2 separate regions of the Homo sapiens genome follow, and region 2 is linked to region 1. A link is an interaction called in ENCODE POLR2A ChIA-PET data of the cell type or tissue named here. Cell type or tissue: MCF 10A. All regions are shown on one strand. Each heading gives the region's core, and the rest is flanking DNA. Links, peaks and the distances in the headings are about the cores only. Region 1 holds the start of INAVA (innate immunity activator). Region 2 overlaps CAMSAP2 (calmodulin regulated spectrin associated protein family member 2).

The links. Peaks named below come from ENCODE experiments on the same cell type or tissue, not always from the same donor. Only the 100,000 strongest peaks of a DNase experiment are listed, where the experiment ranks them.
Region 2: POLR2A ChIA-PET joins it to region 1 with 19 read pairs; 5 of 35 experiments call an interaction of 5 or more read pairs at or near these places.

Annotation. Positions count from the first base shown.
Region 1 is chr1:200,889,722-200,902,255 of GRCh38, reverse strand. It overlaps INAVA (innate immunity activator), which reads right to left and starts at 7,356. Exons shown (of 10, transcript NM_001142569.3): 1 at 7,169-7,356; 2 at 3,801-3,949; 3 at 2,659-2,783; 4 at 2,036-2,152; 5 at 1,097-1,319. The coding sequence starts at 3,855. RefSeq lists enhancers at 4,028-4,617, 4,618-5,205, 5,929-6,439, 6,440-6,951, 6,952-7,462 and 1 more and silencers at 10,621-10,915, 11,006-11,125, 11,136-11,255. In MCF 10A, for the core only: a CTCF peak has its summit at 6,977 (motif pointing left); DNase peaks (open chromatin) are centred at 5,355, 6,705, 6,935 and 7,375.
Region 2 is chr1:200,837,187-200,849,720 of GRCh38, reverse strand. It overlaps CAMSAP2 (calmodulin regulated spectrin associated protein family member 2), which reads right to left. Exons shown (of 17, transcript NM_203459.4): 7 at 7,634-7,727; 8 at 4,852-4,939; 9 at 2,429-2,511; 10 at 2,012-2,081; 11 at 1-1,689. Among named protein-coding and RNA genes, the nearest start is that of GPR25, 30 kb to the left of the region's middle. In MCF 10A, for the core only: no CTCF peak of the experiment used is centred there; a DNase peak (open chromatin) is centred at 6,820.

The DNA.
Region 1 (12,534 bases), core at 2,045-10,044:
GGCTTTCCAGCTTCCCCATGACTGCTCCCAGGCTGAGGAGTAGTCTTGGCAAAAAGCCAACACGATATGCAGGGATGGGAGCCTGAGAATGTGAATGAAGGCCGAGACCTCTGAATCCAATTCTGGATTTTTTTTTGCAGGGCCACGGCCTCATTCCCTCCCGGTTCCCTCTGAGGCAGCCAGGGAGGTCTGGGTCCCATGTGAGAGACGGGGGGCAGAGCTGAGTCATGGGCCTGCTGCGGTGGGGTTTGGAATGGAGAGATGCAAGTCCTGACCTGACAGGCTGGCCTTGGGTCAGGACAAAGGAAAACAGTCACACCTAAGGGCTCAGAACCACCTGTTGGAAGCTAACCTGTGGTGGACACACTGATGTGATGTGGCAGCACCTGGGCATCAACAACTCACTAGGTGCCCCCACGGCCACTAGTCTCTGGGCCAAGGAGCTCAGGGATTGAACTACAGACACAAGGAGGGCAGAGAACAGACATGGAAGGATCCCACCCTTGACCAGGGTGGTTGTAGATACTTAAGGGGCTGTGGGGTGTGGCACCAGTCCTGCTGGATTTCAACCTGAACATCTCCTAAGTAGCTGTGGGCCCCTGAAACAATTCAGTGATCAGTAACACATAGCAATCGTCAAACCCTTTGCTGCCTAACTCAGGCCAGGGGACTACACATCAACTCAGAGCCTTGGGCTCACGGGAGCCTCACACTACCCTGACCCAGAGATGCCATCACCCTGTGGGCCTGGAGGGCAGCGGGGCCAGCCTGGGCTACCCAGTTGAATACACCTTGGATTCAGCTCAGGGTCAGCTGAGAAATATCTCTGTGTAGGAAGTCTCTTGAAGGTAGTGTATTTTGAGGAGGATACGGAAGGAGAGAGTAGGGTGTTTTCTAAGGAGACGGAGAAGAAGACCTCACAGGATGGGGAAGCCTTGCTGGAGTTGGAGAGAATCAGGATGGGGTGGAGCTGAACCCAAGAATCAGCTTTACCCAGCTGGAGCCAAATGCAAAGGCAGTGGCACGGGGCTGTGCGCCCACCATCCCTCAAAAGCTCATTTAAGGAGCATGGCCCCCCTCAGGGCAGCCGGCTCACCTCGGCCCAGGGGGAGAGCAGCAGCCGGAGGTGGCTCGCTATTGCGCCGCCGCTCGACCAGGCAGCGCTGGAGCTCCTGCAGCTTCTTCTCCTCCTGCAGCATGGAGTGCTTCCGCTGCCGCCGAGCCTGCCTGCTGAGGTTCTCCTCCAGGCACAGCCGACGGGCTGCCTCTGTGATCTGCAGCTGCAGGGCCAGCTGGCGCTCCAGGCTGCTTAGGGGGTCCTGAGAGAGGGGGCAGGAGTGAGGCTAGAGAGAGGCAGGGAGATTGGGGGCCCAGAGGGTGGACAGCAGCCCTGACACAGTGCTCTAGGTCCCAGTCCTAAGCCCTGAGGACAGAAGAGAGGCAGACAGCAGCACCAATGGACGGACGTGGAGCAGAGGGTGAAGGAGTGGGAGGAGCCGAAAAGCAAACTTGTCAGCCTGAAAAGCTGGCATGGGCACCCACCCACCAGCCCACCTGCTGAACCGGGCAGGGTGGGAACCCAAGTGGGACACTTTCCCTCCTGACCCCAAAGGGTGGGGCAGGCTGGCCCATGGGAAACTGCTGCCATTGACGCCACAGGGGAAGGGCACCCAGGGCCTGACTGCCCCCACCTCCTCCTGAGAAAGGAGGACAGCCCTAGGGGCCAGAGTAACCTGTCTGAGCAGGCTATTGCCCGCTGGGTTGGTGGCTGGTGCTCTTAACTGATCTTCTGCCCAATGGGGTCAAACCCAGTGTCCTCCCTTGAGCTCCCAGCTCTCGGTTCCTTAGTGGCGCCCCTTCTCCACAGCCATTTGGGCTACATATTCATGGTGTCTCTCACCAACAGGCAGCCAAGCACCCTCACTGGGTGTGAAAGGGTGGAAGGGAACCTGCCAGGGTACTGAGCTGAGGTGTGGCGTCTCAGTGATCAGCTTTGGGGATCGAGGGGTACTGGCAGCTTCCTGAGGTTCCTCACCTCTCTGTGCAAGGCCCAGTCATCCAGTTTGTAAGCCGCTCCGATCCTGCGGCGAACCTTGGGGGCCTTTTCCCCTGGTTTGAGGGGATACTCCGCTGGCAAGGTGCCCGTCAGCTCCTGGGGAGGAAGCAGAGACCAGCCAGGTCCTCTCCACCTGCCCAGACTTGGCTCACTGGCCCCTGCACTGCATGTGCCTGCCTTCCATAGAAGCCCTGGTGGGACCACCCTCCACCCCACCTCATCCCATCCTCCACACTGTCTCTCCTGTCTTCAGACCCACTCTGCACTCCTCCCCTTTCCCTTCAGACCTCTTTCTGATCACTTCCTCCAGAGCTACACCGACCCGGGTTACAGCACTCATATGCACTTATGTCTGTGCAGTCCCTCTGCAGCCCCTGATGAACTTTGTTCTCTGTGCCTGGGCCCCTGCCTGGGTCTGACTCTTCTCCATCCAGCACAAGGTCAAACACTGCATCATGGGGACTCTGGGCCCCAGCCCCCAGCCTGATGTCCAGAATTCCCTCAAGAATGGGGCTCCCTCTCCCCAGCTCCCGCATCCCCACACGTGGCTCCACAGCTCCTGAGATGAACCCGATGCTTGTGTGTGCTGGCTGGGGCCTCACCGCTTCCCGAAGGCAGAGTCTCCTCAGCTCCTCCAGGCAGGCCTCCAGCCTCGCTTCCAGGGCCCTCTGCTGCTTGTGCACTGCATGGGTCAGCTCCTTCATTGGGGAGACCGGGCTGTCGGGGCCTGCAAGGGTTGGGGGGCACATGCTCAGGGAGGCTGAAGATGGAAGCCTCCTCCGTTACTTATTGACCACCCCTAGGGGAATGCACATGCACACACATGCACACACACACACACATCTCATGCCTGCCCACAAATTGCAGGCTGGCTGCTGTGGCCTGTGTCACAGCCACAAAACACCACGTCTCTTGGCTGCACAAATGTTACAACTCAGAAGGGAGGGTCGTCCCACCAGGTGACCTATGGTGGGGGAGTGCAGGGGAGGGAGTTCTGCCGGTGCAGTCCTCCCCCCACTCCTCCTCCCTTCTTCTTCCTCTTTTCCTTCTCCTTCTTCTTCCTGTCTCTCTCTCTCCCTCTCCCCACTACCCCTCTCTCTTGCACACACACATAAGCCTCTTCTTTCTTGTCCTCTGTCAAGACTAGGCCAGACTAGGCCCACAGGTCTGGCCAAACAGAGAGGCAAGACCTTCACATTGGCCAGATGATATATTTTTTTTGAGACGGAGTCTTGCCCTGTCGCCCAGGCTGGAGTGCAATGCCGCGATCTCGGCTCACTGCAACCTCCGCCTCCCAGGTTCAAACGATTCTTCTGCCTCAGCCTCCCACATAGCTGGGACTATGTGGTAGCCAGGATGGTCTCGATCTCCTGACCTTGTGATCCGCCCACCTTGGCCTCCCAAAGTGCTGGGATTACAGGCATGAGCCACTGTGCCTGCCTGAGATTTTTCAACTTCTCAGCTGGGGCTAAAGTTGAACATTGCAGATCCCTCTTCCAGATAGAACCAAAACTCCAAGCCAGTTTTCTCCAGGGAGGAAAACTCCACATGTCCCTGAGGCTCCAGCCCTTCCAGAACCTCCCCCTCCTCCCAGCAGAGGCCTCTCCCTCCCCTTCCTCTCAGCCCTTGGGAGTCTCAGCCCAGCCAGCCCTAGTGCCTGAGGGCTCAGGACTCAGGAGTCAGGGCCAGGGACCAGGGACCAGGGACTAGGGACTAGGGCAGGGGGATTTCCCTGAACACTCACCAGACTGCAGGATGATGCCACTGTCGGTGTCGCTGACCTCATCCTTACTCTCCATGGTGGATTTCTGGAAGGAGAGGGCACAGAGCAGGGAGGGGGGACACCGTGACCAGCCTGGGCCAGGTTGTGTAGGTAGCCTGGAGCTTCCCCAGCTTTAAAGAGAAAAGAGAACAATAACAAAAAAGCTAGATATGAACCATCTTGGTTACAAAAAGCTGAATAGATGCTTGAGAGCAGGGGAGTGGAAGGGAGGACTGTGCTTCAGGAACCATCTGGGGCAGGAGATTCTGGCACTGGGGGTGCTGACCTAGAGAAGGGGCTGTGGGCCTCACCAGCAAACCCTGTTCTCAGTGGGCTCTCAGGGGCCCAGCCTAACTCCCCTCTGGGCCAAAGTCCTCTAGGCCTAAGGGGGTCGACAGCTGTGGTAGCCACAAGAACCGCTCGACTGGGGAGAAGGGCAAGAAGGAAAAGAGCAGAGACAGGATAAAAAGGAAGGGGACAAAAAATGGGATGGGATAACAAAGAAAGGAGGAAGGAAGCCCAGCATGGTGGCTCACGCCTGTAATCCCAGCATTTCTGGAGACCAAGGCAGAAGGATAGCTTGAGCCCAGGAGTTCAAGACCAGCCTGGACAACTTAGACCCCATCTCTCCAAAATGAAACTTAGCTGGGCATAGTGGTGTGCACCTGTAGTCCCAGCTACTCAGGAGGCTGAGGCAGGAGGATTGCCTGAGCCTGGAGAAGTCAAGGCTGCAGTGAGCCATGTTCACGCCATTGCACTCCAGCCTGGACAACAGAGAGACCCCGTCTCCAAAAAAAAAAGAAAGGAGGAAGGGGAAGACATCTTTATGGGACACAGCTATCCTCAACCCAAGAACCCAGGAGGTGTGAGGCATGTCCTACGCCCCAGTGGCTGAGGACACTTCAAGAAGTGGGCAGGCACATGGCCAAGGCCCTGGTCTGGGGCCTCCGAAGTCCAGGACGCCCACTCTCTGAATTGGCGCCCTGGACTCTGAACTTCACATCATCTGCAGATATGTGCAGCCACTGTATGCCAGAGAGCTGTCCCAAAGCCCTCAAACAACTTTCAAGCCATCAATTACTCCTGGGAGACCACTGAAGGGGAATCAGCCTAGATCCCCTACACCCCACAGCCAGGGGAGACCCAGGGCTGTGTCTATCAGGGTTGCCAAGAGTTGACAGGAGAGGGGCAAGCAGTGACTAGAGCAGAAGCTGTGCAAGGACAGAAAGGAGATCACCTGCTCCTCTGCCTGCTTCGGGGTGGAGAACACTTGGGTGGTACAGGTGCCATCCCATTGTGTCGGCTCAGCTAGGGACCAGTCACCCAGATAACACCTGTGCCCACCCCCTCTCCCTCCTCACCAACCCACACCCCTGGTTGGGGTCCCAGCTGGCCAGGGCCTGGCAGCTGCTGGCTGCAGCAGGGGTGGGAGGGGTGGGCGGAGCCCATGCAGGTGGTTGGGTCTGGAAAGAGAGCTCAGCCACCTCCTCACTGAGTCAGCCCATTGAGCAAGAGTCCAAAAGTCCTTCCGAGTTTCTGTCTGGAGCCTATCCTGCCTCCTCAGAGCGCGGGGCCGCAGGGTGGGGGAGGTGAGCTCCACCCCTCCTCAGGCAGCCAACACGACAGAAAAGTCGGCCTTGGGAAAGCTGGTAACAAAGCAAGGCCAACAGGGAGAGGGGACTGCTGTCAGCCAGGTCCCTGGTGATACCTCTCCACCCATCAAGATGATAAGAGCAGGACGATCAAGAACTTTTATAGACCTACATAAACAACACAGCAACCACAGGCAGCAACAATCAAACACAAAGCCCTGAAAGCAACATGTACCTTGCACTTTGGAATTTCAATTATTCAAGGAAGTCTAGAGAATGCATGGGAGAATTATTTTTTTTAACTTTATGGGAGGCCTTTGCAAACATGCCAAAGTTCTGAAAGATTGGCCATATATTCTGGAACCCCACCCCGCAGGATACTTAGGATGACTATTAGCTCTGCACTGTCCATCTGTCCCAAACTCTATCCCTCGTAGAGATAAGAACAGGACAGAGGAGCAGGCAGCTCACCCCCACCCCTTCCCACCCACCCTAGCCATCCTCCCACCCTCCCCAGAAGCCAAGAGCAGGGTGCAGCCAGAGGTAGGAAGCAAGGTGGTCTCAGCTAGCATGCTGAGTGTGTCTGCTTTGCACAGAGGAGGAAGTAATGTGGGAGGGGAAGCCATTAATTAGTCACGCTTGCTAATTAATTATTAACCACTAAGTAGTTGCCTTGGAAAGTTGGGCCAACTCAGCCCCTGCTTCTCAGGGGCTCTGAGACTGTTGCAGAGGAGTGGGGACTTACAGGGACAGAGGGGTACCTTAGCACGCCTCCCGTCTCCGCCAGCTTCCCCTTCTCCCAGCTCAGCCCAGTCTCTGACTGCCAGCATCAAAGGGGAGGCACTGATCTTCCCAGTGGTCCCAGCCTGATGCTGGGTCCTCTCTGGGATGACTTGCTGCCCCAAGTAGAGCAAAGAGAACAGCGTCAGATGCCCAGAGCCCCTGGCTGTGGGCTCAAGGCTTGGTTCTGCTGCGGTCTGTACTACCTTGGGGAAGTCACCAGGCCTCCCGGGGCTTCCTTTCCTCCTGTGCACAATAAAGACTGCACAGTGTCTAAAGCCTTTCCAGGTCCCCGGTCTGAATCTCGACCTCTTGGTCAATGTCAGGCCAAGAAGGAAACCCGTACAGCCACATAGCGGACCCTCACATCTGCCTCTGCCGAGGCCGCCCTCCACAGCTGTAGGGAACCTGCCCCAGAGTCAACAGGTGAGAGCGAGGGCACCACCCCCACCCAGGAGGCTATGAGTCTTAAGTGTCTAAGGCATTGCTTTTAGATAAAGGCAGTTCAGGTAACATCCCCACCCCCTCCCTAACACAGGGATCCCTCCTGGGCCTCTTCAAGCTCCAGTACTGGGCCCTAAAAAGCAGCCCACCCGGCTGAACAATGTCCCCAGAAAAAGGCAGAGGAGACCAGAAGGGGCACAGAGGGAGGGAGGGAAACTCCAGAGCACCTTCCCTCAGGCCGGGCCATGGGGGATCCTCCTCTATCCCAAGTGTGTCCCCCAAAGCCAGGTCTCAGGCCTGCCTGTCCCAGCTCATCTCTGCTTGCTCTCCCTCTGGTGGAAACTAAGGCCTAGGCAACCACAAGAACAGGCTCCCGTCCAAGCCCACCAGCACCCCTCTGTCATCCCTACACACCAGACATAGGCTGGCGGGGGTGGGGGTCGGAGGGGGGTGATGGCCACTGCTTGGGCTCCTCCACTCCCAGGCCAGCCTGCTCTCAGCCCCAAAGACCCATTCCACCTCCCCCGCCCTCACCTGCTTCTGGGCTTTAGTCCAGGAGTTGAAAAACAGCCCCTGCTTCCAGTCAGGGGGCTCAGGGCCCTCACATGTCGCCTCAGGGTCTCCCAAGCCACAGGCCTGTGCTCTCTCTCCAGCTGACGGAGCTGCTGGCCGTCCGTCCGTCTCGGCTCACCTGCCTACCTTGCCGTCCCTCCCAGGCTGCCGGGCCAGGGGAACCAGGTTACTTGTTATGACTTGAGTCAGAGGGGAGGAGCAGGTGAGCAAGTCCTTCCCTGAACTAATCCCGTGCAACTGGTGCCAGCAGGCAGCTCCTGGGCCTCTGCACTTCCGGGGGGCAGGAGGGTAGCAGGGAAAAAGGGGCTCCCATGGAGGAATCCCCAAAGAAGACAACAACAAGAGTCATGTCTTCATGGCCTCAAGAGACCCTAGTACAACATTCTGAGCTGTGAGGTACCTGCGTGCCCTCCTGTCCTGACCCTGGCTCTCCCTGCCTTCCTTTGACCTCAGTTTCTCTTTCCAGAAATTGAGGCCTGTTAAGCACCCCGGAAGCAAGGTGAAATGTCCACTGTCCATGGAAAAAACAAGCAGGACATTTACAAACTGACAGGGATGGGTCACTGCTCTTCCCCACATATGGAAATGAAGACCAAGGCCTGGGTTTTATCTCTCCCGAGTGAGGATTTTAAAACCTCAGGCAAGGCAGCTGGAATTCCAATATGCAGAAGTTCTAGAATCCTAGAGAGAGAGGATCAGGCTGTTCTTTTTATCCCAGACATTGTCCCCCAAGGGTATCGAGGCCATCACTTCTCTGTTGATTATTTACATCCATCCCCCAGCAACGCATGTTCATGGGGCACTGACAGGCACTGACCTGAGCCCAAGTCCTGTTTCCTACTCCACAGGAGGTCCACTGTGACCCCAGACCCTAAGTCCACTCCCCAAATGCAAGGAGCCAGAGACCAAAATGGAACTTATTTCCTATAAAAAATAAGCCTCAAGATCTCCCATCCCACCGACCCCCAAGCAAATGGGAAACTGGAATCTAGCCTATTTCAAGGCGGAAGCAGAGCTAACGCTGACTGTTGCCTGGCCTGTCCCCAGCAGGCTGCACCCCTCAAGTCTTCATCTTACCACCTCCCTTTCCCCCCACTCTCTGATCTTCCCACCATTCCCCCGACCCAGATTCCAGTGCCTCAATACATGTCTGGATTGCTTCCCCTCCCCCAGCCCCTAAAAAGTCCTGTCCCCACTCCCTACCCCCAAGTGCAGGGATGACAGAGGAAGTTTGCTTTCACCAGGCATCTCCTGTGGAGCGGAACTCATGGGGCTGGAGTCCCCCAGCATCCCCCACTGCTCCGGTACACACACCCAGCACACCTTCACATTCCTGTACACACCCTTTTTCCAAACAATGCTAGCCCCAGAGTGCTCCAGGCTGACCACCTCATTTTCTGCCCAGGCTGAGGCTGAGGGGCCCTAAGAGGGGACAGTTCTTCCTCCCCCCGCCCCATTGGGAGCTTGTTCTCTGGGTCTCCCAAAGAGCCTGCAGCCCTGCCCTTCCCCAGTCCTCCGTGACACACCGTCCCTCCCCATAGAGGCTTGGCACTTTCTTACAAAGTCAAACAGAGAGGGGTTGACTCTGGGCATAAGCGGCCCTTCCTCCACCTTGCCCATCTCCAGCTCCAGGTGGGGGTTGGTGGAAGTTTCTACCAGCTGTGAATTGGCTCACAGTTCACATTTCTTGAGCATAAAATAAAATTAAGAAGATCACTAAAAAAGTCAATTATATGAAATAAAGTTCTAAAAATATAAAAACATAGCAATATATATGCTTCTTTATTAACATTAAGCAGGGTCTAGCAGTGGGTAATTTCACACAAGGGCTGAGTGTAAACAACATTTCAAGACTGCTGTGACTGCAGTGTGATATGAAACTATGAATTCTATTAATGGCAAAGTCACAGGTACTGCCAATGCTACTGTGATTTGTTGTCTTCATAACTAAAGGTGATGTTAAAATCTGTTAAAGGTTGGTGAAAAACAATGATATCTTTTTTTGCCTCACCTAGTTTACACATCCTCTGAATTCCATCTACAGATGCCTAATGCCAATGAACCCAGTTAAGAATCCCTGCCCTCAGGTAATCCTCCATCTCTGACTTCAGGGGAGGTTAGTACAGATGCTCAATCTCACTGTTTGCATTGATCCTTTGGAATTCTCAAAAACACCTTGCTCCCCCAAATTCACGCTCAATATTTCCCAACCTTGCAGAATCTGAGGTTTGGAAGGGAGCTGGCTAACCAAACCTCCTGCCAAGAACCCCGGGGAGCCATCCTTGGAGCTCTCTGATGGCCATGTCATTCAATTCAAAATACCAATGGGGGAGGTGGGCACTCCAGAGGCCAGCTGGGAATCTGAAACAGCTCCCCACTCCAGTCAGGCCGGGGAGTCAGGGGACTGATGCCCCAGCCCCAAACCCCAGAGTGCCGTCCAGACCACCAGTTGGTGAGGAAGTGGTATTTCCTTGCAAAACATTATAGTACTTGGAATCTGATCTTTGCAGACAAGAGCCCTTCCCCAGGGAAGAGAAACTGGACCTCTTCAGTGTTTTCGTTTCCTGAGGAAAAGTCCCGAGTCAGAAAACTCTTCCCCAGCGCTGTAGCCATCCACTCTCCATTTTTTTTAAAAAAAAGTTCCTTCTTTTAGGGTCTTCTGATAACACCAGATTGGAAGTTCTTTAAAGCAAGGGCCTCGTCCTACCATCTTCACATCCCCAACAGCCCCCAGCAAAGTAGTCTCAGGCACTGCTAAAATCTTACTTCAAGAATTAAGGAATCAATGGCCAGCGCTAGAGACAACAGTGAAAAAAGGAAGAAGTGAAATAGCCCGGGACCCTCCAGGCAAGAGGGGTAGGAGATGGTTCCTTCACTGTTTTCTTACTCGCGTCTGCTCCCTGCTCACTAGGAAAGGTGTTCGCCTCCACTAAGCAAAGGTGAAGTGGGCTGGGACAGGGGAACTCCAAGCCAGCTTGGAATGCGCCCTGAAATGAGACCTCTAGGCTTTCTCTAAAAAGCCCCTTTGTCCTGTCCACCCTGCTCCCCTCCCCCACTGCGCCCTCCACATCCAGGCTGGCCCGAGACTTTGCTCCTTTTGTTTGGCTGCTTTCTGGCTTCCCGGAACCTGGCCAGGAAGATCCACAGGCACGAAGAAGGTCGAAGGAGAAAGGTTGAGGGACTGGAAATGTGCATTTTTGGTAGGAACTCAGAATTCCTGCCCCTTTGAAAAAATTACCCCATTCCCTGTAGGGCACCCTCCGCTAAGGCTGAAGACCGTGGGTTCAGGGGCCCGATCCCCCGCCCCAGTTCACCCGCACTGGGTGCCCCGAAGTTTTCCCGCTTACCTGTCCCATGGAGCTCTGGCGCCGCCCGCCTGCCCCTGCGCCCTCCACTCCAGCCTCGCAGCTTCAGGACCTGTTTGTCCAGGCCATCTTCCCTCCCCCCGAGCCTCCCTGCGGCCTGCCCTCCCCGGAGGTATTTCATTTAACTTCGGCATTTGCAGCATCCCAAATGTTAAAGATCCCAAGACATCTGTCCCCTGGGGCATACCAAGGCCCAGAGGAAAGAGGGGAAGACGCAAGAAGGGACTGAAGAGTCCGATCCAAGAGTCGGGACGGGGCCGCACGCGGGAGTGACGACGTACCCGCAGGGGTGAGCGAGCTGCGGGAGCAGCCGCTCGAGGGGCGAGGCTGTCCCCTTTGCCCCGCTTTCGGACGCCCGCGCGGTGGGACACCCCTGGCGCCGCCAGTTTCCGCAGCCCAGGCGGGACGAAGCTTCTCTCTTGGTCCCAGTGCCGCCTTTCATTCGCGCGCTCTGGCCTGGCTGGGGCCAGTTTTCATTCCTGGAGACCCCTAAGTGGAAGAATGAAAGGAGCCTGCGGAAGGGCGCTCCCCCGACCCTGTCCTCCCCGCAGGCGCCCTCCCCCTCGCTGTGCGGCGCTGCGGGTCGCGCGGGGATGGCCCCTCTCCCCGGCCCTGGCCCCGGCCCACTCCCACTCCTCCCGCCGGGCCCGCTGGCTGAACTCCGGCTGGCTGAAGGGAAGGAGCACCCTCCCGGCGAGCGCCTCCTGCTGCCCGCTGCGAGCTGCTGTGTCCCCGTTCATCCATTCATTCACTTCCCGGTTTTCAGTTGTTCAATAAACATTTATTGAGCACCTACTAGTGCCCAGCACGATGGATCAAAGCTCAAGCCCCATTCACTGGAGGATTCTCCAATCTAGACGAGTGATGAAGCAGCACAGTACCTGAAGTAAGGGCTAGGACCCCGGGCAAGAAGAGGGAAGGCTGACCCAGGCTGAGCCTCGGCAAAACTTGGCCAGAGGAAGCAATACCAGAAAATAAGAGAGGGACTTGAAACAGCAGTGACAGGTGTACAAAAGCACAGCAGCAAGGGAGCACAGCAGGTTCCAGGAGCTGCAGGGAGGTTAGGGTTTGGGATGAGGAAGGAGTAAAGGGAAAGAACATGGAAGAGAGACGAGGCTAATTCGTCAGTCAGTGGCTCATCCAGAAGCAGGGCAGCCAGACGCAGAGGCTCACGCCTATAATCCCAGCACTTTGGGAGGCCCAGGCCAGAGGATCGACTGAGGTCAGGAGTTGGAGATCAGCCTGGGCAACATTGTGAAAACCTGTCTCTACCAAAAAATAAAGAAATTGGCCAGGAGTGGTGGCACGCACCTGTAGTCCCAGCTACTTGGGAGGCTGAGGTGGGAAGATCACTTGAGCAGGGAGGCGGAGGTTGCAGTGAGCCAATATCCCGAGACTACACTCCGGCCTGGGAGACAGGGCAAGACCTTGTCTCAAAACAACAACAACAACAAAAAACCCACAACGAACGGCCAGGCGCGGTGGCTCACGCTTGTAATCCCAGCACTTTCGGAGGCCAATACGGACGGATCGCCTGAGGTCGGGAGTTCAAGAATGGCCTGGGCAACATGGCAAAACCCCATCTCTACTTAAAATACAAAAAAAATTAGCGAGCATGGTGCTGGGAGCCTGTAGTCCCAGTTACTCAGGAGGCTGAGGCATGAGAATCACTTGAACCCATGCAGCAGAGGTTGCAGTGAGCCAAGATCACTCCATTGCACTCCAGCCTGGGTGACAGAGCGAGACTCTGTCTCAATTAAAAACACACACACACAACAAACAAACAAACAAAAGTAAGGCAACTCCATGTGGTTGTCCAGGTTGTGCACTATACTAAGAGGGAAGGTTCACCATTCTCCACCCACCTCGCCCTATGTTTGGTCAGAGCTGTATCTGCCTAGAGAGGGTGGCTTTTTCTAATTTGTACAAAGGCATTATATGAGGTAAGATGACTAAGAGCCT
Region 2 (12,534 bases), core at 2,548-10,547, 53 kb after region 1:
TTTAACTCATTTGGCCTAGGAGTCCTTTGACTTTTAACAGAAAAAGATGCACTTTTCCTGTTAGAAGACTGTGGAGATGGGTGAGTAGGACGAGGGGAGTCTGAGGAGAATGGTGCAATGGCTGATGACAGGCCTGCCTGCTTAGAAGGCTTAAAATCTCGAATCTGTTTCTGTGGAGAGGGTTGTGGAGGTGAAATCACCCAAGATTGTTGCTCTCTCATCTGCATTAACATCTCCTGCTGAAGTGACAAGCGTTGCATTTCTTGTTGTAGAAAATGCAGGGATGAATTTAACTTTTCAATGGATTTGGTATATTCTAAAATCTCTCCTTCATTTAAAGTTTCTTCTGAGGGGCTTGCCAGGTTCCACTGCTTCTCAGGATCAATAGGTGTAGTTGGAGACTTTAGCCATTTGGCTTGAGGATTCTCCATGCTCTCTTTTATATCTGCCAGTGACTTGCTCCTTTGTCCATCAGTTTTTTGTGATTCCTTTTCTTTTGCTCGATCAGTATATACTTTCTCATCTTCTGCACCCGCCGCTTCCTCTCGTAGAGGAGATATCCCATCCCCTTTCTTTTTCACTACAGTAAGGAATGCTGTCCTTCCCATTTTCTGTCTCTGTTTGGTAAAAGCAGCTTCCATTTTCTTTTTCTGGGCTTCTATAGCACGCCTCTTTTCTTCTAGTTTCATCCTAAGATGCACCATTTCAGAGGCCAACAGCTGGGTAGTGTCCCGTCCCTGTGGAAGCCCTGTTTCTTCTGGAATTTGTGCCCAAGCAACCACATGAGGAATATTAAGTTCAGAGCCTTCTGGTGTAGTTTTTTGAGAACTGCTTCCACTACTTTTTCCATCGGTATGATTCAGTTTCCTGAATTTTTGTTCAGCAAAGCTGGTCATTTTAACTCCAGAACTAGAAGAAGCACTGCTGCCTGGCTGAGACTTGGTACTTACAGTACTTGGACAAGGACTCAAAGCTTCCCTGGTGTTGCCAGTTCGAATATCATAATCCTGAAGAAATTTAGATGCATCATCCATGTCAGAGTCCAAGCTTACAGTATAATCTCTCAACGAAGAATCTTCGTCCATAGTTTCAGGAATATCTTCTGAAGGAACGTGAATTCCAGTGTCTACTTCAGTATTGTCAGTTATGGGACTCAAGGCACCTTTCGTATCAGTTACATTATCAGGACTAGATTGATTTAACTTGATATTTGAATTTAAGATACTCATTTCTTGACTATGAAGAAAGAAGCCATTAGCAATTTGGTCTGGCTGAGGTGTATGAGGAGATTTTTCAGTATCATGAATTATTTGTAATGCTTCTTCAATGCTTGGTGTCTCGATCTGATTGCCAAACTCGTCAAGAAGTATTCTATTTTGTAAAGCTCCATTTGGAAGCTTGTAATGAATATTCTCATTAGAATTTAGTTCATTTGTGTTAAGGGGCACACAAGATTTGAGGTCACTGTGAGAATCTATATTAAGTTCTTCTTCAATGCTCTCTGCTTCCTCTTCTCCATTTATTGGCTTGAAGGACAAATTTTTCCTAATGTGTTTAGATACATGACTGTTGTTCAGAGTAAGTCCTTCATTACTAATAGAACGAGTGATTCCTCGGTTTGGAGTGGATCTCTGTACACTATCTTCTTTATCAAAAGAAATATCAAATGATACGCCATGCACTGATGATCTAAAAAAAAGTTAAAGAGAAAAATCCTTTAAAAATCCTAGAAATGATTTTTAGTATCATTTAACAAGAATTATTTGAAATTACATTTCCTTTCTTTCCCCAGTTCTCATAATCATACTGTCTTCAAGGTAAGGGGAGGGCTATCTAGCTACTTTTTAAAGTTAGCCTCTTTTACATCTCTATCATCTGCCTATACTGCCTTTTTCAAATTTAGGAACTAATTAAAAGTTTTAGCAATTTGGTTATCAATAAAAGAGAGACACAGATGCAATTTGCATTTCTTAATAATCTGAATACACTAAAAGTAATTCTCTTTGTTTACCTTTTCTCTTTGGGCCATGTCCCTATGAAGCCATCAACATAAGACATAGATGAAGACCTTCTAATTCCTCCTTCAAATGCAAAAAAGAAAAAGCCATTGAAATCATGTAAAAAAATTAACTTATAGCAACTTAGGAGATTTCATGTATTTGAGGATTCATTAATAGCAATACAAATTAAATAGGTACATAAGGAGAATTAGAGATAATTTTATCAAGAAAAGCAACCACAGTGAAACTGACCATGCTTTTAGTGTGTTATAATAGCCATTTTTCAGAAAACAAACAAACAAACAAAAAAACACACACACACACACACAAAAAAACCCTGGATATTTGTTTATTTATATTTACTGTCAATCATTTCCCAGGTAACCTACTTAAAAGAGTATTTTCCTAGGCTTTTTCAAATATATTACCTGAGGCTGAAGAATGAGCCTGGGGACGTGAATACCTAGAAGGCAAATGATGATGAGACTGTGTAAATGTAGCTCCTTCCCCACTGCAATGGAAAATAAATTTAAAATGTTATATTTTAGCTGTTTAATATAAATTTAGGTAGAATGTCTTAAGTTAGAAACAACACTACCACCTCTCATTCTACAACCTAAATTTTAAAAATATGGAAACATATTGTTTAAACCAAAGAATGGCTGTGATTACAGTATGTATCTATATATATTTTATGTCTTTTAGCCAAACAACTTGAAGTACTTTCATATACATCTCAATGTCTTTGTGAGATATGAATTATTTTCATTTTTATAAACATAAAAACTGATATATAAAAAAGTAAAATGAAACTCACCAATTTGAAATACTTTGGTCAAATCTAATCTCTAAAAACTATAGGTATAATAAACCCTAGTAAAATACCTTGACAGCCTCTCTGCTCACGGACCTGTTTGTATATCTCCAACAGCTGGTAGCCAAGTGTGTGGAGTAGCTGCTGAAAACATCTTTTGCTTTGTCTGTCTTCGTCCTTTGTTTTTTTCTTTCTCATAAAATCATTATTTAGGTTCACTAACATTTGAGATGTGGCTACATTATTCCCAGGAAGGGTAAAAATACTTCAATTCTTTCTCAAAAGTTCCACAGTGTTGGAGAACTACAATGGACCATATGGAGACTTATAGAAATGAGAGGATGACTAGGAACTCAGAATAGCCTAGAATAATGGCTACACAATAACTTTTCAAGGAAAAGAATGTAGACATCCATCTGCATTATAAAAAGAGTTTCTGCTGGGAAAAATAGGAAAAATGAGCTGCTGAGATGTCTGAGAGACAGAAAAGAGATGAGTTTTCCAGAGGACATGAATTAAAACATTTTTCAGAAATGTGGGAGACTGTCCATTTAGGTTCCTAGAATAATTATGGAATAATCTAATCTTTGAGTGGAAAGCTTTACTTTCCTCCACTTTGAAAGTGGAATTTAAAGATTTAATAGAGCAAGAGTGATGACCTAGAACACTGAGTGTTTTCTAAATCTTCAAGGAAGGAAATGTCACTATTGACCCACCATGCCTGCTAAATTTCATATTTTTGTGTTAAGCCAAGAATTCATACAGAAATTACTTTGAATGTTTTACTCATAATTTTTGAAATGTATTTTTAATGTGTCTGAATTTCCAAAAACCCACAAAAGACATTAGTTTTAACGTAAAAAATCAGATAGATTAGGGAGTCCAAAGTCAATATAAATTGTAGGTTCTAATAGATTCAAATAAAAAGCTGCTTATAGGAGCTGCTGAAATACATTTTTAAACAAACTAATGTCCCTATCATATACCTGGGTGAGAAGTCAGGATTATCTAGGTATTAATATGATAGGACATTTTTACTTTGCTTTCAGTTTAGTTCCTAATACTATGTACTAAAACATTAAAGATTTAATATTGTAATAAATATTCTATTGTTGTAACCCAGGGTCCTTGGGTTTTCAGGTACACACTGTGAAAAGGTACCTGCTTGTAACTGTTGCACCTTGAAATTTTTATTGTTTGAGAAATTTCCAGGAAGCAGCCCAACCCCACATTACAAAACAAAAACTACACAAGCTGGGTGGATGTAGAGATGCCTGAGACGGAAATGTATTACCATTACCACACTAAAAATCCCATCCAAGGAGGAGCTTATTCCGCATTTTCTATACATGCCAGTATGCAGAAGCATGACTGATGACTGTGCCTTTACTGCCTTTACTCCACCTCTACACACAATGATACAGTTAACCAGCCTACTAAAAGCCCTATTTTCACCTCTGCTTGAGGAGGCACTGCTTTGGGGAATTATTCCCGGTGTCCTCCTTACTTGCTGCAAGTAATAAAATCCTCGTCTTGTTAAATCCTCCTTGGTTGTGGCTTTGGACTGTCATCTGCCAAGAGACCAAACCCACCCGTTGTGTGGGTAACACTGTGATCTCTCAATAGCTATCCTAACAAGAAAAAAAAAAAGCAGGAAAAACCTTCAAAGATTTTTAAAATAATAAAATATGTAAAAGTCCTAATAGAATTTCAAAATTTCCCTCCAAGGCCTAAGAGTTACCTATTAGACAGTTCTCAATTATGAACAAGTTATGCATCAAAAGTTTGGTTTTAGGTTGGTTATTGGGAACTTAGAATATATTGTCCCATCTTTTCAGTGTGGTACATAAACATTCATTTCAGTGTATATTTCAATTTATATTTAAGTTAAAACAGGCTTTAATAGGGTAAGCTAATTATAACAGTTCAAAATCCAACTGAAATTCTTAAAAACCTTATTTAATGTAATATAATATTATGTAATTTAATTAGTAAATAGAATAGAAATGGTGAAAATAAAGTCATTGTGGAGTTTACCTTGAAGGGAAGTCAGAACTACTATCTAAGACATTTCTTTTGGCAGCATTCAAGACAGGAATTGAAGGCATATCTTTTACAGGTTCAGCTGGAATAAAAGATTTTTAAAAACACCCTCAAATTAGCATATTTCTATGAAAAATTCTGGACCATAAGCAAATTTATAACAAAATTTAACTTCTATTTCCCTTTCTACGTATTGAGAAATCATAGCATAAAGTTTTCTTCTTAAATAATTTTCAAAGGGTCAAGTTTCTTTAAGATCTTTTTGAAGTATTCAGACTTAATTTCAAAATTAAAAAAAATTTTCTTTCTTTTTTTTTAGACGGAGTCTCGCTCTGTCACCCAGGCTGGAGTGCAATGGCGCGATCTCAGCTCACTGCAACCTCCACCTCTTGGGTTCAAGCAATTCTCCTGCCTCAGCCTCCCAAGCAGCTGGGACTACAGGCACCCGCCACCACGCTCAGCTAATTTTTGAATTTTTAGTAGAGACAGGGTTTCACCATATTGGCCAGGCTGGTCTCGAACTCTTGACCTTGTGATCTGCCCGCCTCAACCTCCCAAAGTGCTGGGATTACAGGCGTAAGCCACCACGCCCAGCCAAAAATTTCTTAAATTAAAAAATTCATCTGATTAAGGATAATTAGGGGGAAAAAGCCTAACATAAAATAAATACATGTATTTAAAACAAAAATAAGTGGCTGGGTGTGGTGGTTCACGCCTGTAATCCCAGTACTCTGGGAGGCTGAGGCCGGTGGATCACGAGGTCAGGAGATTGAGACCATCCTGGCTAACATGGTGAAACCCCACCTCTACTAAAAATACAAAAAATTAGCCGGGCGTGGTGGCAGGCGCCTGTTGTCCCAGCTACTCAGGAGGCTGAGGCAGGAGAATGGCGTGAACCTGGGAGATGGAGCCTGCAGTGAGCCGAGATTGTGCCACTGCACTCCAGCCTGGGCAACAGAGCGAGACTCCATCTCAAAAACAAAACAAAACAAAACAAAACAAAAACAAACAAACAAAAAAAAAACAAAAATAAGTTTGAGCGTTTAGTTTTGTGAAAGCTTTCATAGAACTTCAGATACATATGGTCAGCTCTGCTTCTTTATGAAACAGCTGGTATTTTGGTCAATTAGAGAAAAACAGAATTTCTTTAGAAAATAATTAAACCTGCTGGTATACTTTTATTTTTGTAAGTAACTCTGGAGGAAGACTCAATTTACTTTTTGACTTTGAGATCTGATGCAACAGCTGTTGGTATTTTGAATAGTGAGCTTCACAGGTGAAATCACAGAAAGCAATGTAGTGAAAACCCTGTTAATAATTTTTAAAAATTATACAAATATTGGTTATGAAAATTACTAAGAATATCTGACTTCATTCAATGGACTTAGGGGAGCATCTCAATTTTTTTATAGGCATGTAAAGAAGTTATATAATGTTATATAGTGACTCGATATTCAGAATCTGCCTTAAGAAGCTTAGCAATACTCTAATTATTGCTTATTTCACAGATTTTTGCCTGAGATGCGGTGGGCTGCCTGAAGTAACCTCATTGTACTCACTAGACTATGCCTCCCCTTTGGCTACATATGTTTTTCCTCCTTCCTGATCACTTTCTCTTCTTTTATTTTTTGGGGGTTTAGCGGGGAGGTGCAGGTAACGGTAGCAGTTACAAAAATAACAAACTTTGGAGCCAAGGAAAGCTGCTAAGTAGTTGGGATGCACAATGATCATGTGTTGCGTTGGGTAGGGCAGCTATTGGTAGCAGACAGAAATGTTTCCATAAGTTATGCTGGAAGAAAGTTCTTTAGTGGGCTAAGCTTATAATTTAAGATCATTTTTCCCCCTATAGAAATAAACCTCTAGTTTTTTTTTTTTTTCTTTTTTTTTTGAGATGGTGTCTCATCTCTGTCACCCAGGCTGGAGTGCAGTGATGCAATCTCGCTCACTGCAACCTCTGCCTCCTGGGTTCAAGTAACTCTACTGTCTCAGCCTCCCGAGTAGCTGGAATTACAGGCATGCACCAACATGCCCGGCTAATTTTTGTATTTTTAGTAGAGACAGGGTTTCACCATGTTGCCCAGCCTGGTTTCAAACTCCTGACCTCAGGTAATCCACCCGCCTAGGCCTCTCAAAGTGCTAGGATTACAGGCGTGAGCCACCGCACCCAGCCTAGAAATAAACCTCTAGTTTTATAATGGGAGCCAAGAGAAAATTGGTTTTGCTATGTGAAATTTTGCTTTACAGAAAATTTAGGAAGATTTTTTGTTCCTTATATCTAGGGGTCTTTACAGTAACCCCCTTATTTCTTACTAATTTTATTCTTATTATGTACAATCAATAGTTCATGATATAATAGTCATAAAATCCACTAGGTTTAAAAATCCATACAAACCTTTTTATAGTTTAATGGCAAATTCGAGTTGCGGGTTAAGGCCAAACAATAATTTGTGGGGATTCTGGGTAACACAATGTTAAAAACTAAGAATCTAAAAGGGAATAAAAGCTGGGATAACGATAAAAGATGCAAAGAAAAGAAATGGACAGTTAAAGCTAAAAGTTCCACATCATAAGACTTCAAATTCAAAGCCATTCCCTCCATTTTCTTTTTCTTCTCCTCTAACCATTTTAAGAGGTTAGGAGAATCTATCAAGTGTAATAGCTGAAATCTAAAAAAAAAATAATAGGCTGATTTCTAAAAATGTAACCAGGTAAGGTTATATCAACATTCCATTTTTTTCTGTTCATAGGAACATTTAAAATTAAAAAGATTGATTACCTCCTTGTGGACGAACAACACGAGGCTGTACAAAAGACGGCTTCACCACTTCAAACCACCAGAACAGTTCCGCCATGAACACCAAATAATTACTCTATATAGGAAATTTAAGAGAAAGCCTACATTAGGTAAAACTTCATGATAAACAGAATTTTATTGTTTTAAAATATAGGTTTAAATCTCATTCATTCATCACTGGAGTATATTCACTATAGTAGGCTATTAAACATGGGATGGAATATTAACTCTTGTGGGTAAAAATTATAACTATTCAAAACCTCTTGCTGATCATTTGCTCTATAGTTCTAAAATGGTGGTCCAATTGATCTAGCAGGCATGAATACCTCTAACTGTGTAGAACACTGAGATAATATATAAGGCACTTTCATTCCAAAGTAAATATAAGCAACTTAAAAAGTTATTCAATCATCTGACACTCTAAAGAGGGGTTATCACTTTCAAAACATAACTAAGCTCTACTCAGATCCCTAGAAATTTCTCCAAAACGTAACTGGATGTAGTGTTAAAAAAATACTTTATTTGGCCGGGCGTGGTGACTCACGCCTGTAACCCCAGCACTTTGGGAGGCCAAGGTGGGCAGATCACGAGGTCAGGAGTTTGAGACCAGCCTGGCCAACAAGGTGAAACCCCGTCTCTACTAAAGATACAAAAAACTAGCCGGGTGTGGTGGCGCGTGCCTGTAATCCTAGCTACTTGAGAGGCTGAGGTAGGAGAATAGCTTGAACCCAAGACACAGAGGTTGCAGTGAGCCAAGATCATGCCATTGCACTCCAGCCTGGGTGACAGGGCAAGACTCCGTCTTAAACAAAAAAAGTTATATGTATGTGCTCAGTAATGTTAAACTCACCAGTAATACAGGTGCTAAATAACACCAAAACTAAATTTTTATAGCTAATTTTTAATAATTTTGAAATGTACAAAACATTATTTATACAATGAATGTATCTACCTAACTTTGAAAAGTTATCAATAAGTCAACAATGTTACCTTTTATTATTACTATTTTAAAATGTAAATAATTTTTTAAATGGCTTAAAATTAAGAGAAAGGATTAAGGGTCCTCAAAAGCACATTTCTACTACAAGTTTATATTTTAAAATGCATATAAAATAAAAGCTGTAAGCATGAAGAATTATTTCAATTTTAGGCATTCGGTAAATTTTTAAAAACTACAAAATCTGTTTTCATAACTATTTAAAATAATATGTTTTCTAAATTTTGGGTGTTTGGCATTTAATAAAATAGTTACTATCAAATTTATTAATGTTTAATAAGGTCTTATTTCATATTAAAGTTTTTAAGATTATCCTGGATATGGTTATTTTCTAATGTCTTGCCTTCTTCCTACTTGCTAATTATGAATAATCCTTAAACTCTATATGCTCTCCACTAGAACTCATGCGTTCTCTTGGTTTTCTCATATTTAAGTTGGTGACTTTCAAATATCATCTCTCATCTGATAGTTCTGGAAGGCTATCGTGTATGTAGAAAGTGAAGAAAAGAGGCTGGGCGCAGTGGCTCATGCCTGTAATCCCAGTGCTTGAGGAGGCTGAGGAGGAAGGACTGCTTGAGGCCTGGAGGTTGAGACCAGCCTGGGCAACATAGCTTGCCTCTATAAAAATTTTAAAAATTAGCTATGCATGGTGGCACGTGCCTGTCATCCTAGCTGCTTGGGAGGCTAGGGCAGGAATACAGCTTGAGCCCAGGATTTGGCTGATTGTGCCACTGCACTCCAGCCTGGGTGACAGAGTGAGACCCTGTCTCTAAAAAAAAATAAAAAGAAAGTGATGAAAAGAGAAGAATCAAGAGTGATGACTCTTAGGTTTTTGTCTCGAGCAACTAATAGTGAGATAGAAAGGACTGGGAGAAACAGGTAATGAAAGGAATCTAGAGTCATTGTTTGAGATGTTCACTGGACATTTAAGTGGACCTGTCTTGTAGGTGGCTGAGTGTAAGAGTCTGGAGTATTACAGAAGATAATGCACAGTGGTGAAGAGCATTTGGTAGGTTTCTACTTTACCTTCATGTTTGCTTTTACTGTAAATTCTCAGAATTTTAGAATGTTGATATACAGATACATACTAATTGAAGCAGCCATTAAAATTTGTGACTAAAAAAAGTAATAAGAATGCTTATAATCCGTAAAGGCTATGCAGTGGCTCTCATCCCTGCTTGACTTCTCAGAAACTTTACAGTTTTAAAAAATTTATTTCTTATTTTAATAGGTGTTTAGGGGAACAGGTGGTGTTTGGTTACATGAATAAGTTCTTTAAGTAATTTCTGAGATTCTGGTGCACCCATCACCCAAGCAGTGTACACTGTACCCAATGTGTGGTCTTTTATCCCTCACCTCCCTCCTGCTTTTTTCCCTGAGTCCCCAAAGTCCACTGTATCATTCTTATGCCTTTGCATCCTTATGGCTTAGCTCCCACTTATGAGTGAGAACATATGATGTTTGGTTTTCCATTCCTGAGTTACTTCACTTAGAATAATGGTCTCCAATTCCATCCAAATTGCTGTGAATGCCATTATATTCTTAATCCTACTTTTCTCTCCTACATATGTATCCTTCCCCTGTCAACAGAATCCTTCCTATTTGGCTTTTAAACATGCTCAAATCCCTCCCATCAAAATAAATGAAACAAAACCTTTACTCAATAACTATTCTCTAGTTTCTCCTCATTCCCACCATCTTTTTACCTCTTCACAAACTTCTTTTAGGAGCAGGCCTCTACTGACATTTTCCATTTCATCACTTTTACTCTCTAATCTACTTCAGTCTTGGCACTGAGTCACATCATTCCCCTAACAGCAACTGCTCAAGTCACCAATGATGTACATATGTTGCTAAATCAAACAGATTTCCCATCTTACTTGACCTCTCAGCTGCATTTGATATTCCTGATCTCGCCCCTCTTTGAAACACTGCCATGCCTACGTCCATCAGCTACTAAATGATTCTCAAATGTACTGACTGCACTTATATATGCAGTGGCCTACCGAGCATTTTCTTTTGGATATCTCAAAGGCCTATGTCCAAAATTGAAATAGTGACCTTCCCTACAAATGTGATCTTACTGCAGTCCTTATCTCACTGAATGGCACCACTATCCCAGTGTGCAAACCAGAAACCTAGGAGTCATCCTTGACACCTTCTTTCTCCCATGTCCAATTCATCACCAAAGCATGCAGATTTTGCATCCTAAATATTTCTGGAATTCACCAACTTCTCTCCATCATAACTGCTCTGATTCAAACATTTTTGCCTTGTTTGGAACACAATAGCTTTTTCTTTGGCTTGCTAAGAAAACAAACTTTTCAAAATGCAACTCTCTTTCCATTGCTCTTGAGGTAAAGGGAATCTTACTATGGCTTACAAGAGGCTACTTGGTACAGTCCCTTTTTCTCTTCCCAGATTTATCTATTACTACATTCTCCAAGTTTCCTCATCTTACCCTCCAGATGATAAAGTCTAAAAAGACAAAGTTTATGCTCATCATTATATCTTCAGTGTTTAAAACAGTGTCTGGCACATGATAGGTGCTCAATAAATATTTATTAAATGAATGTACAAATGAATGAATCTACGTACTAAAAAAAACAGTCAGTAAAACATCAAAACATTGACACAATATTTCTGATTAGTAAGATTATTGTGATTTATATTTCTTCTTTATACTTATCTTTATGGTATACTTTCTAAAGCCAAAGTATAAAATTGGTTTTTAAGTACTGGTGCTAGGTTCCATTTTACTAGCCTAGTTAACTGAAAGCTGATTATATTTTGAAAAAATACTGCTTAAGTGCTCAATAATTATCTGTTGAACAGAAAATAAGTTAATATTTTAAGGACTTTGGTAAGATAGCCATCCTAATAACATTAATTGTACTATTTGGCCACAAGATGTCAGTAGAGTAAGAAATAATTTTCCCAGTAATTAAAACTTATGAAGATTATGTCTTTCTGAGTTCATGACGATTAAACAGCAATAAATCTGTCACCATATTTCAGGAATGATGCCAGATTAATTCATTTAAAAGCTTCTTCTTTCCTTCTTTTAGTTAAGATGGTCATAAGGCTACATACTCTTGTCCCAAAAGCTCCTTAAGCTGATAAACAACTTCAGCAAAGTCTCAGGATACAAAATTAATGTACAAAAATCACTAACATTCCTATACACCAACAACAGTTAAGCCAAGAGCCAAATCAGGAATGCAATCCCATTCACAACTGGCACAAAAAGAATAAAATACCTAGGAATACAGCTAACCAGGGAAGTGAAAGATCTCTACAAGGAGAACTACAATACACTGCTCAAAGAAATCAGAGATGATACAAACAAATGGAAAAACATTCCATGCTCATGGACAGGAAGAATCAATATTGTTAAAATAGCCATACTGCCCAAATCAATGTATAGATTCAATGCTATTCTTATTAAACTACCAATGATATTCTTCATAGAACTAAAAAAAACTATTTTAAAAATCATATTGAACCAAAAAAGAACCTGAATACCCAAGGCAATCTTAAGCAAAAAGAACAAAGCAGGAGGCATCATGTTACCTGACTGCAAACTATATTACAGGGCTACAGTAACCAAAACAGCATGGTACTGGTACAAAAATGGAACAGAACAGAGAGCCCAGAAATAAGGCCACATATCTACAACCATCTGATCTTTGAAAAAGCTGACCAAAGCAAACAATGGGGAAGGACTCCCTATTCAACAAATGGTGCTGGGATAACGGTCTAGCCATACTCAGAAGATGGAAAACAGACACTTTCCTTACACTATATAAAAAAATTAACTCAAGATGGATTAAAGAATTAAATATAAACCCAAAACTATAAAAACCCTGGAAGAAAATCTAGGCAG